Linked DNA regions of Homo sapiens: region 2 is linked to region 1. A link is an interaction called in ENCODE POLR2A ChIA-PET data of the cell type or tissue named here. Cell type or tissue: HepG2. All regions are shown on one strand. Links, peaks and the distances in the headings refer to the core of each region. The heading gives the core; the rest is flanking DNA.

The links. ChIA-PET counts read pairs that join two places held together with the same protein. Peaks named below come from ENCODE experiments on the same cell type or tissue, not always from the same donor. Only the 100,000 strongest peaks of a DNase experiment are listed, where the experiment ranks them.
Region 2: POLR2A ChIA-PET joins it to region 1 with 5 read pairs; 2 of 35 experiments call an interaction of 5 or more read pairs at or near these places.

The regions. Positions count from the first base shown.
Region 1 is chr11:18,380,436-18,386,745 of GRCh38, reverse strand. No RefSeq gene overlaps it. Among named protein-coding and RNA genes, the nearest start is that of MIR3159, 4.2 kb to the left of the region's middle. RefSeq lists an enhancer at 2,335-2,394. In HepG2, for the core only: a CTCF peak has its summit at 2,362; DNase peaks (open chromatin) are centred at 2,295, 2,945 and 3,925; H3K4me3 peaks cover 2,235 bases.
Region 2 is chr11:18,220,799-18,227,108 of GRCh38, reverse strand. No RefSeq gene overlaps it. Among named protein-coding and RNA genes, the nearest start is that of SAA4, 13 kb to the left of the region's middle. RefSeq lists an enhancer at 5,133-5,633. In HepG2, for the core only: no CTCF peak of the experiment used is centred there; a DNase peak (open chromatin) is centred at 2,978.

The sequences.
Region 1 (6,310 bases), core at 524-5,523:
CGGGACAGAGACGACGGGGCAGCTGATGGATAGGGGACACTGGCCTGGGGGTCAGGAAACATGTATTCTTACCCCAGCTATGTCATGGACACCTGGGTAACATTGTGGCAGTTGCATTCCCTCTGTAGCCTCAGCACCCTTGACTGCAAACATAAAAGGATCTCTCTTGGCCGGGTGCGGTGGCTCATGCCTGTAATCCCAGCACTTTGGGAGGCCGAGGCAGGTGGATCGCTTGAGGTCAGGAGTTCAAGACCAGCCTGGCCAACATGGCGGAATGTCATCTCTACTAAAAATACAAAAATTAGCCGGGCTCTATAGTGGGCTCTTGTGATGCTAGCTACTCAGGAGGCTGAGGTACGAGCATCGAACCCAGGAGGCGGAGGTTGCAGTGAGCCCAGACAGCGCCACTGCACTCCAGCCTGAGCGACAGAGCGAGACTCCATCTCAAAAAGAAAAAAAAGGGCCTCTTTCTTCCAGCTGTAATGTCCAAGGAGGCTCTGCGGTAGTGAGTCCAGCTTCCACACAACACACCTTCATTTTTACAATGCTCAGGACTCAGAGGCAAAGCGCTCCCCATTTTGGGAAGTGATCAGGACTGCTCCTGAGATAAGGGAGAAATGCCTATGGCGACAGGAAACCTATGCCTGCCATCCTCTTGTCCCCCATATTAGTTCCAAAACAGGATCCCAAATGCCCAGTACACTGGTGGGTGTTTGTTAAATTTGTTAACAAAAACTATCTTGGCCAGGCGCGGTGGCTCACGCCTATAATCCCAGCACTTTGGGAGGCCGAGGCCGGGGGATCACGAGGTCAGGAGATTGAGACTATCCTGGCTAACAGGGTGAAACCCCGTCTCTACTAAAAATAATAATAATTTAAAAAATTAGCCGGGCGTGGTGGCGGGCGCCTGTAATCCCAGCTACTCGGAAGGCTGAGGCAGGAGAATGGCGTGAACCTGAGAAGAGGAGCTTGCAGTGAGCCGAGATCGTGCCACTGCACTCCAGCCTGGGCGACAGAGCAAGACTCTGTCTCAAAAAAAAAAAAAACTATCTTGGGCCTGGCGCAATGGCTCACGCCTATAATTCCAGCACTTTGGGAGGCCGAGGCGGGTGGATCACTTGAGGTCAGGCATTCAAGACCAGCCTGGCCAACATGGAGAAACCCTGTTTCTACTAAAATACAAAAATTAGGTGGGTGTGGTGGTGGGCTCCTGTAATCCCAGCTATTCAGGAGGCTGAGGCAGGAGAATCGCTTGAACCTGGGAGGCAGAGGTTGCAGTGAGCCGAGATCATGCCACTGTACTACACCCTGGGCAAGACAGAGCGAGACTCCTTCCCAATAAAAAACAAACAAACAAACAAACAAACAAAACAAAACAAAACAAAAAAACTTGGCGGGGCGTGGTGGCTCATGCATGTAATCCAGCACTTTGGGAAGCTGAGGCAGGTGGATCATGAGGTCAGGCATTCAAGACCAGCCTGGCCAACATGGCGAAGCTTCGACTCTACTAAAAAATACAAAAATTAGCCAGGCGTGGTGGCGGGTGCCTGTAGTCCCAGCTACTCGGGAGGCTGAGACAGGAGAATTGCTTGAACCTGGGAGGCAGAGGTTGCAGTGAGCAAAGATCGTGCCACTGCACTACAGCCTGGGTGACAGAGCAAGACTCTGTCTCAAAAAAAAAAAAAAATATATATATATATATATATATATCTCTTGTCCCAACACAGTGGCTTATGCCTGTAATTCCAACACTTTAGCAGGCCTAGATGGGAGGATTATTTGAAACCAGGAGTTCAAGACCAGCCTGGGCAACACAGTAAGACCTTGTCCCTACAAAAAATTTTAAAAATTAGGTTCTGCTGGACAAGGGGGCTCTCTGCCCTGTTCTTTGAGCCTGCTCAGAGGACACTGCCCTGAAAAGGCAGCCCTACTCATTTCTGTAGGGTGCTAGAAGGGAAGCCTGAGATTCTCTTATGAGGAGTCAAAGAAAACTCCTCAGATGCTCAGGAGGGAGCTCAGGCTGTGGGGGGCCGGTGCCGATGTGGAGAAGGCTTCTTCTGTGGCCAGATAAAGGACATCAGGTCCTTCCCTTGCGTGTAGCTGTGGTGGCTTTCACAAGCATTCTCTCAGGGTGTTTTCACCCTGACCAGAAGAGGAAAGCAGGAGCTTTAATATTTAACTGGTGATATTGCCAAAACACAAAACATTGAATTGCTCCAGGCCACACAGCGGGAAAGTGGCCAAGTGGATTTCAAACTCACCACTCTGTACCTCTGACTTCCTGTCTCACAGTCTGGGAGGATAGTAAGCAAGTACTTAGCCCTTTGCTTCCTGGATTTCAAAGGGCAAAAGTAATAAATACTCCCTAGCTCCCTCCCCTGCCCAAGGCTACAGGAAGGTCCAGACAGCTCCTCTGGCTCACAGGGCTACTTCAGGGCTTTATCTAATTAGCCTCCCTCTCCCTGGTGCTGCATTAGCCTTGCATGGCCCTTGGGTGTACAAGGCCGAGCTCTGCCTTTTGTACAAACACACTTGCAGCGTCAGGCTCTCTCAAAGGACAGTTTCACTGAGCTCATACTCCAGTTTTAGCCACAGAAGGGATGAAAGCCTCAGAGAAATCCTCATAGCCTTGGTCTTCCTTTACCCACTGAATCAGAGGGAGATCACCAGCCCCTGACACCTGCCCCTGCCTCACTTATGCTGCAGGGCCTCTCAGTAACCCTGCCTAGCCCACAGGGCAGACATTAGTCACACAGTGGAGACTTCGTGCTCAGAGAAGAGACGGGAAGTTTTCTTGGTCCGCCCTAGTGTTTCAGTGGTGGTGACTCAGGGCCTAGAACTTCCCAAGCACCCTAGAGGTTTCTTCTCTGCACCATGTACCATGACCTTCACAACATGCCTGGCACTGTGGGTGTGGTTCTCCCTCTAGTCTCTGACTCCTGGGTTTTTTCCACTGTACCAGAGCTTCTTCCAACAGCCCTTGCTTGGAGTTGACAGCTCTGTAGCTTGGCCTCACTCTGCAGGAGGCCACACCCCAGCTTTTAAAGCTACAGCGTCGGCTGAAGGCTACCTCAGTGGAGAGCTCCCAGCCTCAGCTTCCTCTCCAGTTGTCTTTTGGCTGCAAACTCATGATGTCACAGACAACCCCGACCCGACCCCCACCACAAGCTGGTTTTCAAGCACCCAAATTCCTCCCCTTTCCTCAGGAAGGCTGCCTGTCAACCACAGATGGGTATAGGCTGTGCCAGCATCTCCATGGTAACCATGGGCCGCAGCTTCCTGCCTTGATCCAGAGCTTGCACCCGTGGCAGGGCTCCCTTGCAAGGAGGGCTGGCTGTCACAGTAGGCCCATTACACATCTCACTATCATCCTCGCATGGGGACAGCTTAGGGAGGCAGCACAGCTCAGGAGTTCTTTGAGGAAGGTCTGAAAGGGGGCAGACTGGGAAGGCTCTCCCTTCTTTGTGGAATCGATTCTTCACGGTAGGCTGTGGGGTTCCAGTGTTAACACTTTTTCAGGGCATGGGTGAAAGTTGAAAATGTGAGTTTGTGAGTTGGCTTTAGACTTTGCTCTCTTGGGGGGTACAGGAGAGAGACTGCAATTGATTAGGCAATAATTCCAGTTCCTTGCCACCCCTAACTCCATAAAATGTCCCCTGGGGCAGTTGAGGAGCTCTCAACTAGGGGGGCTGTTTATCCATGTGGAATCAAAGACTCCAGAGTGAGACGGGGGCCAGCGAGGGCCAACAAGAGGAGAGCCAACCTGAAATGCACCCTTTTGAGGACTGAGGAGGTATCTTCTGAGAGATTCTGTTTCCAGGAGAAAAGCAAACCAGAATACAAACTGCAGCTGCTGCTGTTCCTCCTGCTTCTCATCTCCGTCCTCTAAGCACATCTCCTCTGCTTCCAACCGCAGTACTAGGAGGCAGGGCATGGGAGTGAGCCTGAAACTCATTGTAGCAGACCAAAGCTCACAGCCTTCCCTGACCCCTGCGTATTTGTTTTTTTGTTTTTTTTTTTCTGAGATGGAGTCTCACTCTGTTGCCCAGGCTGGAGTGCAGTGGTGTGATCTCGGCTCACTGCAACTTCTGCCTCCTGGGTTCAAGCAATCCTCCCACCTCAGCCTCCAGAGTAGCTGGGACTACAGGCGCATGCCACCATGCCCTGCTAATTTTTTTTTTTTTTTTGAGACGGATTCTCGCTCTGTCGCCCAGGCTGGAGTGCAGTGGTGCGATCTCGGCTCACTGCAAGCTCCGCCTCCCAGGTTCACACCATTCTCCTGCCTCAGCCTCCCGAGTAGCTGGAACTACAGGCGCCCACCACCAAGCCCAGCTAATTGTTTTGTATTTTTATTAGAGACGGGGTTTCACTGTGTTAGCCAGGATGGTCTCAATCTCCTGACCTCGTGATCCCCCCTGCCTCGGCTTCCCAAAGTGCTGGGATTACAGGCGTGAGCCACGGCGCCCAGCCAACACACCCTGCTAATTTTTGTATGTTTTTGTAGAGACGGGGTTTCACCATGTTGGCCAGGCTGCTCTCAAACGCCTGAGCTCAAGTGATCCGCCCTCCTTGGCCTCCCAAAGTGCTGGGATTACAGGCGTGAGCCACCGCGCCCAGCCTTGCATAATCGTTCTTTTCATGTTCAACTTCTTTTCCAAATCTCCTTGGAGGGCAGTTAGGTGTTTGCACTTCTGTGATATATAATCAAGAATACCAGTGGGCGCGGTGGCTCACACCTGTAATCCCAGCACTTTGGGAGGCTAAGGTGGGTGGATCACCTGAGGTCAGGAGTTCGAGACCAGCCTGACCAACATGGAGAAACCCTGTCTCTACTAAAAATACGAGATCAGCTGGTCATGGTGGTGCATGCCTGTAATCCCAGCTACTCGGGAGGCCAAAGCAGGAGAATAGCTTGAACCCGGGAGGCGGAGGTTGCAGTGAGCCGAGATCACACCATTGCACTCCAGCCTGGGCAACAAGAGCAAAACTCTGTCTCAAAAAAAAAAAAAAAAAAAAAAAAAGAATCATGTTAGCTGGGCACAGTGGCTCATGCCTGTAATCCCAGCACTTTGGGAGGCCAAGGCGGGCAGATCACTTGAGGCCAGGAGTTCGAGACCAGCCTGGCCAACATGGTGAAACCTTGTCTCTACTAAAAATACAAACATTAGCCAGGCATGGTGGCGGGCACCTGTAATCTCAGCTACTTGGGAGGCTGAGGCAGGGGAATTGCTTGAACCTGGGGGAGATGAAGGTTGCAGTGAGCCGAGATTGCGCTACTGCACTCCAGACTGGGCAACAGAGTCCCTGTCTCAAAAAAAAGAATACCATGTTGGGGAAGACTGTATAGAATGACAGCAGGGAGAAGAATTTGGGTCCTTAGGCTGTTAATCTAATAAAGAGAGAGAGAGAACACCTCAAAGGAATTTGGGGGGCACTGAGGGTGGGAGAGTTGAAGAGATGCCTTAACTTCTGTGGACTGTGATCAGAGTGAACTGTAGAGGAATGAGGCCTCTAGCTATTCTCATTTAGTGCTGTTGTAGACATCATTGGAATCTCCACTATCACTTGGCCAAATGTGAAGCTAAGGATTTGAGCTATTTTGGAATTACTTTTCTTTTTCTTCCTTTTTTTTTTTTTTTTTTTCCTGAGATAGGGTCTTGCTCTGTTACCCAGGCTGGAATATAGTAGCATGATCATAGCTCACTGCAGCCCTGAACTCCTGGGCTCAAGCAATACGCCATGCTCAGCCTTCTGAGTAGCTGGGACTTCAGGCGTGTGCTACCACGCCTGGCTAATTTTTAAATTTTTATGTAAAAATGAGGTCTTGCTATGTTGCCCAGTATGGTCTTGAACTCCTGGGCTCAAGTGATCCTCTTGCCTTGGCTTCCCAAAGCATTGGGATTATAGGCATGAGCCAGTAAGCCTGGCCTGAAATTACTTTGGATTGCTGACAGGTGCTTCTTAGACAGTGCTGGGAGACAAAACCTCATGGTTCCAGACTTTGTGAGAATTGCAATAATAATTACTCCTATATTTAATTAGTTAATTAATTTATTTATTAGGTCGAGTCTCACTCTGTTGCCCAGGCTGGAGTGCAGTGGCATGATCTCAGCGTGCTGCAACCTCTGCCTCCTGGGTTCAAGCAATTTTTATCCCTCAGCCTCCCGAGTAGTATGGACTACAGGTGTGCACCACTACGCCTGGCTAATTTTTGTATTTTTAGTAGAGGCAGGGTTTCATCATGTTGGCCAGGCTGGTCTCAAACTCCTGACATCAGGTGATTTGCCTGCCTTGGCCTCCCAAAGTGCTG
Region 2 (6,310 bases), core at 538-5,537, 160 kb after region 1:
TCAACTTTTATTTTAGAGACAGTGGGTACATGTACAGGTTGGTCTACATATATTGAACCCAGGTAGTAAGCATGGTACCCAAAAGGTAGTTTTTCAACCCACTCTCCCCTCCCTCCACCTCCTAGTAGTCTGCAGTATCTATTGTTCCCATGCTTATGTCCATGTGTGCTCAATGTTTAGCTCCCACATATACATGAGGACATGTGGTATTTGGTTTTCAGTTCTTGTGTTAATTCACTTAGGATTATGGCTTCCAGCTGCATCCATGTTGCTACAAAGGACATAATTTCATTATTTTTTATGGCTGTGTAGTATTCCATAGCATGTATGTACCACATTTTCTTTATCCAGCCCACCACTCATGGGCACCTAGGTTGATTCCATGTCTTTACTATTGTGAATAGTGTGGCAATGAACATATGAGTATGTATATCTTTTTGGCATAATGATCTATTTTCCTTTGGGTATACACTTAGCAATGGGATTGCTCGGTCTAATGGCAGCTCTGTTTTGAGTTCTTTGAGAAATCTCCAAACTGCTTTCCACAGTGGCTGAACTAATTTACCTCCCCACCAACAGTGTATAAATGTCCCCTTTTCTCTGCAGCCTCATCAGCATCTGTTGCTTTTTGACTTTTTTTTAATTTTATTTTATGTATTTGTTTACTTTTACTGAGACAGGGTCTCACTCTGTCATCCAAGCTGAAGTGCAGTGGTGCAATCACAGCTCACTGCAGCCTCAAACTCCCAGGCTCAGGTGATCCTCCCACCTCAGCCTCCTGAGTAGCTGGGACTATAAGCATATGCAACTGCACTTTGCTACTTTTTTGTATTTTTTTTTCCCAGAGATGGGATTTTGCTATGTTGCCCAGGCTGGTTTTGAACTCCTGGGCTCAAGTGATCTGCCAGCCTTGGCTTCTCAAAGTGCTGGGATTATAGGCATGAGCCATCACGCCTAGCCTGACTTTTTAATAATTGCCTCTGGCTGCTGTGAGATGGTATCTCATTGTGGTTTTCATTTGCATTTCTCTGATGATTAGTGATGTGGAGCATTTTTTTGGTATGTTCGTTGGTCACTTGTATGTCTTTTTTTGAGAAGTATCTGTTCATGTCCTTTGCCTGTTTGTTTTTTGCTTGTTGATTTGTTTAAGTTATTTATAGGTTCTGGATATTAGATCTTTGTTGGATGCATAGTTCGTGAATATTTTCTCCCATTCTGTATATTGTCTGTTTACTTTGTTGATAGTTTCAAAGAAAATGAAATACCTGGGAATATAGCTAACCAAGGAGGTGAACAGTCTCTGCAAGGAGAACTGCAAAACACTACTGAAAGAAATGAGAGACGACACAAATAAATGGAAAAACATTCCATGTTCATGGATTAGAAGAATCAATATTGTTAATATGGCCATACTGCCCAAAGCAATGTACAGATTCAATGGCATTCCTCTCAAACTACCAATGTTATTCTTTGCAGAATTAGAAAAAGCTATTCTAAAATTCATATGGAAGAAAAAAAAAGAGCCAAAATAGTCAAAACAATCCTAGGCAAAAAGAACAAAAGCTGGAGGCATCACATTACCCAACTTCAAACTATACTATAAGGCTGCAGTAACCAAAACAGCATGGTACTGGTACAAAAACAAACACATAAACCAAAGGAGCAGATTAGAAAACTCAAAAATAAAGCTGCACACCTATAACCATGTGATCGTCAACAAGGCTGACAAAAACAAGCAATGGGGAAAAGACTTCCTATTCAATAAATGGTGCTGGAATAACTGGCTAGCCATATGCAGAAGATTGAAACTAGCCCCTTACTTTTCACCATATACAAAAATTAACAAGATGAATTAAAGAGGTCAGGCGTGGTGGTTCATGCCTGTAATCCTAGCACTTTAGAAGGTGGGCAGATTTCTTGAGCTCAGGAGTTCAGCCTGGGCAACATGGCCAAACCCGTTTCTACTGAAAATACAAAAAGGTAACTGGGTGTGGTGGTGCATGCCTGTAGTCCCAGCCACTCAAGAGGCTGAGGCAGAAGAATTGCTTGTACCTGGGAGGCAGAAGTTGCAGTAAGCCGAGATCAAGCTACTGCACTCCAGCCTGGGCGATGGAGTGAGACTCTGTCTCAAAAAAAAAAAAAAAAAAAAAAAAGATGGAGTAAAGAAGTAAAGATTTAAATATAAGACTCATACAATAAAATTCCTAGAAGAAAACCCAGGAAATACCCTTCTTGACATTGGCCTTGGCAAAGAATTTTTGGCAGAGTCCCCAAAGACAATTGCAACAAAAACAAAAATTGACAGGTGGGATCTAATTAAACTAAAGAGCTTCTACACAGTGTTCTTCTTTTCCTCTCTGAATCCCAAATCTATATGAAGAAATCACCAGTCTCCACAAACACTGTACTCCCCACGGACTGACAACCGTGCTCTCTCCCCCATTCCTTTCCTCAGTCTTCTCCTTATATGGACTGGAGGGTGCAATGGGGATGAGGAGGTGGTTGGTTGCTGAAGGCCTACACTGCTACCTCTTCATAAGCCTTGGGGGCTTATGAGATCTGGCTCTACTTCTTGGATGTTCTCTCTACAATGTGGGGTACTTGGAGCTTCTTTGGTCTCAGCTGTGGTCAGAGGGAAAAAAAATATTACTCAACAGCTTGTTTTCCAAACTTGGGTCAAAAGCAGCCATCTTGCAATCCTCTAACTTACTAGGTTCACTTTTTACAATCTCTAATTATGGGAAAAAATCCAGGTCCATTCTCAGAGAACAGTATGCTTTATTTCAAACCACATTGTTTAAAACATATTTGCAAAAACTCTAGCCGATGACCTACTTGTACCTTTGGTGAAATGGCTGAGGGAATTTACAGTAACTCTAGGCTGGGCTCTATGGGCCTTGTTCCTGCATGATCTGACCTGTGGCAAGTGTGCAATGCACTGTGATCTTTGTTTACTCCTGTTTAGGGTTGGACTTAGTACTGTCCAAATAGTACCATGCTTCTCTTTAACACAAAGTCCTCAATCTATTTACCTTTCTGGTAAAGATGCTTGCGAAATTCACTCATCCATTTATTTATTTATTTATTTAACATGTATTTAATGAACTCCTAGTATTGGCAGGAACTCTTCTAGACCCTGGGAATACAGTAGGGAATAAGGCAGAGAAGACTAGTGCTCTCATGCAGCTGATGTTTCACTGGAAGAGTTATTATCAAGCTAGTTGATGTAATTGAATTACATTATGTTGTACATGTATTTGTATATATGCTATACTGCTGCCAAGTTTAGGTTGCAGCTATATAGCATTTGGTTAATAATCCCAACACTTAATCCTATCAGACCAGATTTGAATTTCAGCTTTGTCATTGACTCTGTGGTAGCTAAGGGCATGACATGAAAACATGCTTATGTTAAATTGCCAAATGAAAACGTGGACTATAAAATGGTAGATATTGTATCACTTGGTGTTTATGTATTCATATATCTATAAACACTTAGAAAATAGATTAGAGACCAAGTATGAAGATTCTACAGTGGTTCTCCTTACCCCTCCCCCAGCCTTGGCTGATGAAATTAGTATTGCTTTTTATTTTTATCCTTATACTTATTTTGTATTTTTCAAGTTTCCATCAGTGAACATGTCCACTCAGCTAAGACTCGTTCAACCGACCTATGTCACGGGCACCTTCGCAGGTACTGAATATCCATAGTGAAAAACCCAACTACACTGTTCCTGTCCTGATTGGGATTCCAGTGTTCAGACAAGGACAAATAACAAATATTTTATTTATAATATAGTTTAGAGTTTATAACCCTCTCTCTTTTTCTTTCTCTCTCTCTTTCTCTCTCCTTCTATGGACTAGAGGGTGCGATGAGAATGAGGAAGTGGTTGGTTGCTGAAGCCAATTCTGTACACAAACACAACACATATACAACACACACACACAATACACAAATACACCACACACACACCACATACATACACCACACAGACACACACACCACACACACACATACACAGACCACACACACATACCACACACATACACCACTCACACACACACACCCCCCACACACCCCATATACTCCATACACACAGCACATACACACACCACACACCCCCAACACCCCCTCACACACACACACCACACACACACCACACATATACACACCACACACATACACCACATATACCACACACACACACTCTCCACACACAAGACGCACACCCCCCCCACACCACACACACATACACACACCACACAGCAATACATATGCAAACACATAGGTACACATAATGCATACAAATTAATAAAGATTGCAATGAAATATGCTCCATATTCCAATAATCCTTACTCTGACCTTTTTCCCCAGTGTGATTCGTTTCTTCTCAGGCCTGCTTATCCATCAGGATTAACCAATGGAATTTAGGCAGTTGACCTTGAGAACTAGAGGCCCTACTAATTTCTGGTGAAAGAAGTTTCTTCAAGATAAGGAAGAGAAAATGTTCCATTTTCTCCTGTAGCTGCTAGATCAGCAGTTAGGATAATAAAAGCTGTACTTACAAAAGTTCTTTCTTTTTTTTTGAGATGGAGGTCTCAATCTGTCACCCAGGCTGGAGTGCAGTGGTATGCCTGCAACCTCCACCTCCCGGGCTCAAGCAATCTTCCCACCTCAGCCTTTTGAGTAGCTGGGACCACAGGCATGTGCCACCATGCCCAGCTAGTTTTTTGTTTTTTTTTTTTGTATTTTTGGTAGAGATGGGTTTTGCCATGTTGCCCAGGCTGGTCTCAAACTCCTGAGCTCAAGCGATCCACCTGCCTCAGCCTCCCAAATTGCTGGGATTACAGGTGTGAGCCACCGCGCCTGGACACAAAAGTTATTCCTAACAGGAATTTTGTAAAACAACAGCAGCAACAACAACAACAACAACAAAAAACACCTCAGAGATTGTTACTATGTCCTGTGAAACCCTATAATATCTTATTTAATGTTTAGACTTTAATCTATACCTTTGAAACAAAATCATTATTTTGATGGAATCTACTAGACTAGAAAAAAATGATGTTGGATTGTGCCAAGTTTTGGCAAGGATGTAGAGCTATAGAAATCCTCCTGTACTGCTAGAGCATGTAGATGGGTTATCATCCTGGAGAGCAGTGTGACACTTGGAAGTAAAAGAAAGACATATGGACTAACAATATCACTCTGTTGATATACACGGTGATGGCAATGGTGGCCTGCCTGGTGTGGGCACTGCCAAGATGCTGTCAGCAGCAAGGAAGGCGCAACTGGGCTGTGGGCTCTGCAGAGCCAGAGAGAGCCAGGAGCAGACAGGAGCCTTGCCCTCCTGGGTGTGGCTGCACCTGCCCAAGCTGTGGCTGTGGACCTGGGAATCCCTGTCCTCCCCTGTGCTCTTGAGGGCTGGGAGCAGGCAGGAGCCCCACTCTCCCAGGTGTGGCTGCAGCTGCCCAAGACATGGCTGCGGACCTGGGCCTGCACTCTTGGCCCCCATCCCTGCAGGCTCGGAAGTGCCTACCACTGCTGCCTGGCCTCTCCCCACTCCCGGTGTTCACTCTGATCTCAGAGCAAAGTTGAGGTCAAGCCTGGGCACTGTCATCACCCGGCTGGGAGTGCACACACTTGGGGCAGTGCTGACATGCCAGCCCCCTGCTGCCTCAGCCCCCTCTGGACTTTGGGCATTGATGAGCACAGGAGGGAGGCAAAGGTGGCTGCTGAAGGCAGCTCAGTGATGGCCTGCAGGTGCCCCTCTGCACAAACAGCCTGGGCACCATGAACAGTGGCAGGAGGCAGACAGGCTCCTGGGCAGAAAGGCGCAGGTCCCTGGTGAAGCCCTACCTTTAAGCCAGGGATGACTGGAAGCCTGGGGGCCAGGCTGCCAGTTCCATGGACCAGAATAAGAACTTATAGTGCCTTTTCCAGGCCTGTCCATGGCTACCTGTGGGCCAATCAGCATGCACTTCCTTCCTTCTCAGCCCATAAAGACCCCAAGCTCAGCCAGACTCAGACACTCCACAGGACAACCAGCTGTGGAGAGGAGCTGCCCACTCCAAGGTCTCCTCTCTGCTAAAAGCTGGGAAGATGTTGGGACTACCAGCAGTGGGAAGGAGCTACCCAATTCAGGTCTCTTCAACTTGATAGGATGACCTGCCTGTGGAGAGGAGCCACCCACTCCAGGGTCTCCTCTAAGATATTCTGTCACTCAATAAAGCTCTTATTCACCTTGCTCACTCTCCTCTTGTCTCTGTACCTCATTCTTCCCGGATGTGGGACAAGAACCCAGGACCC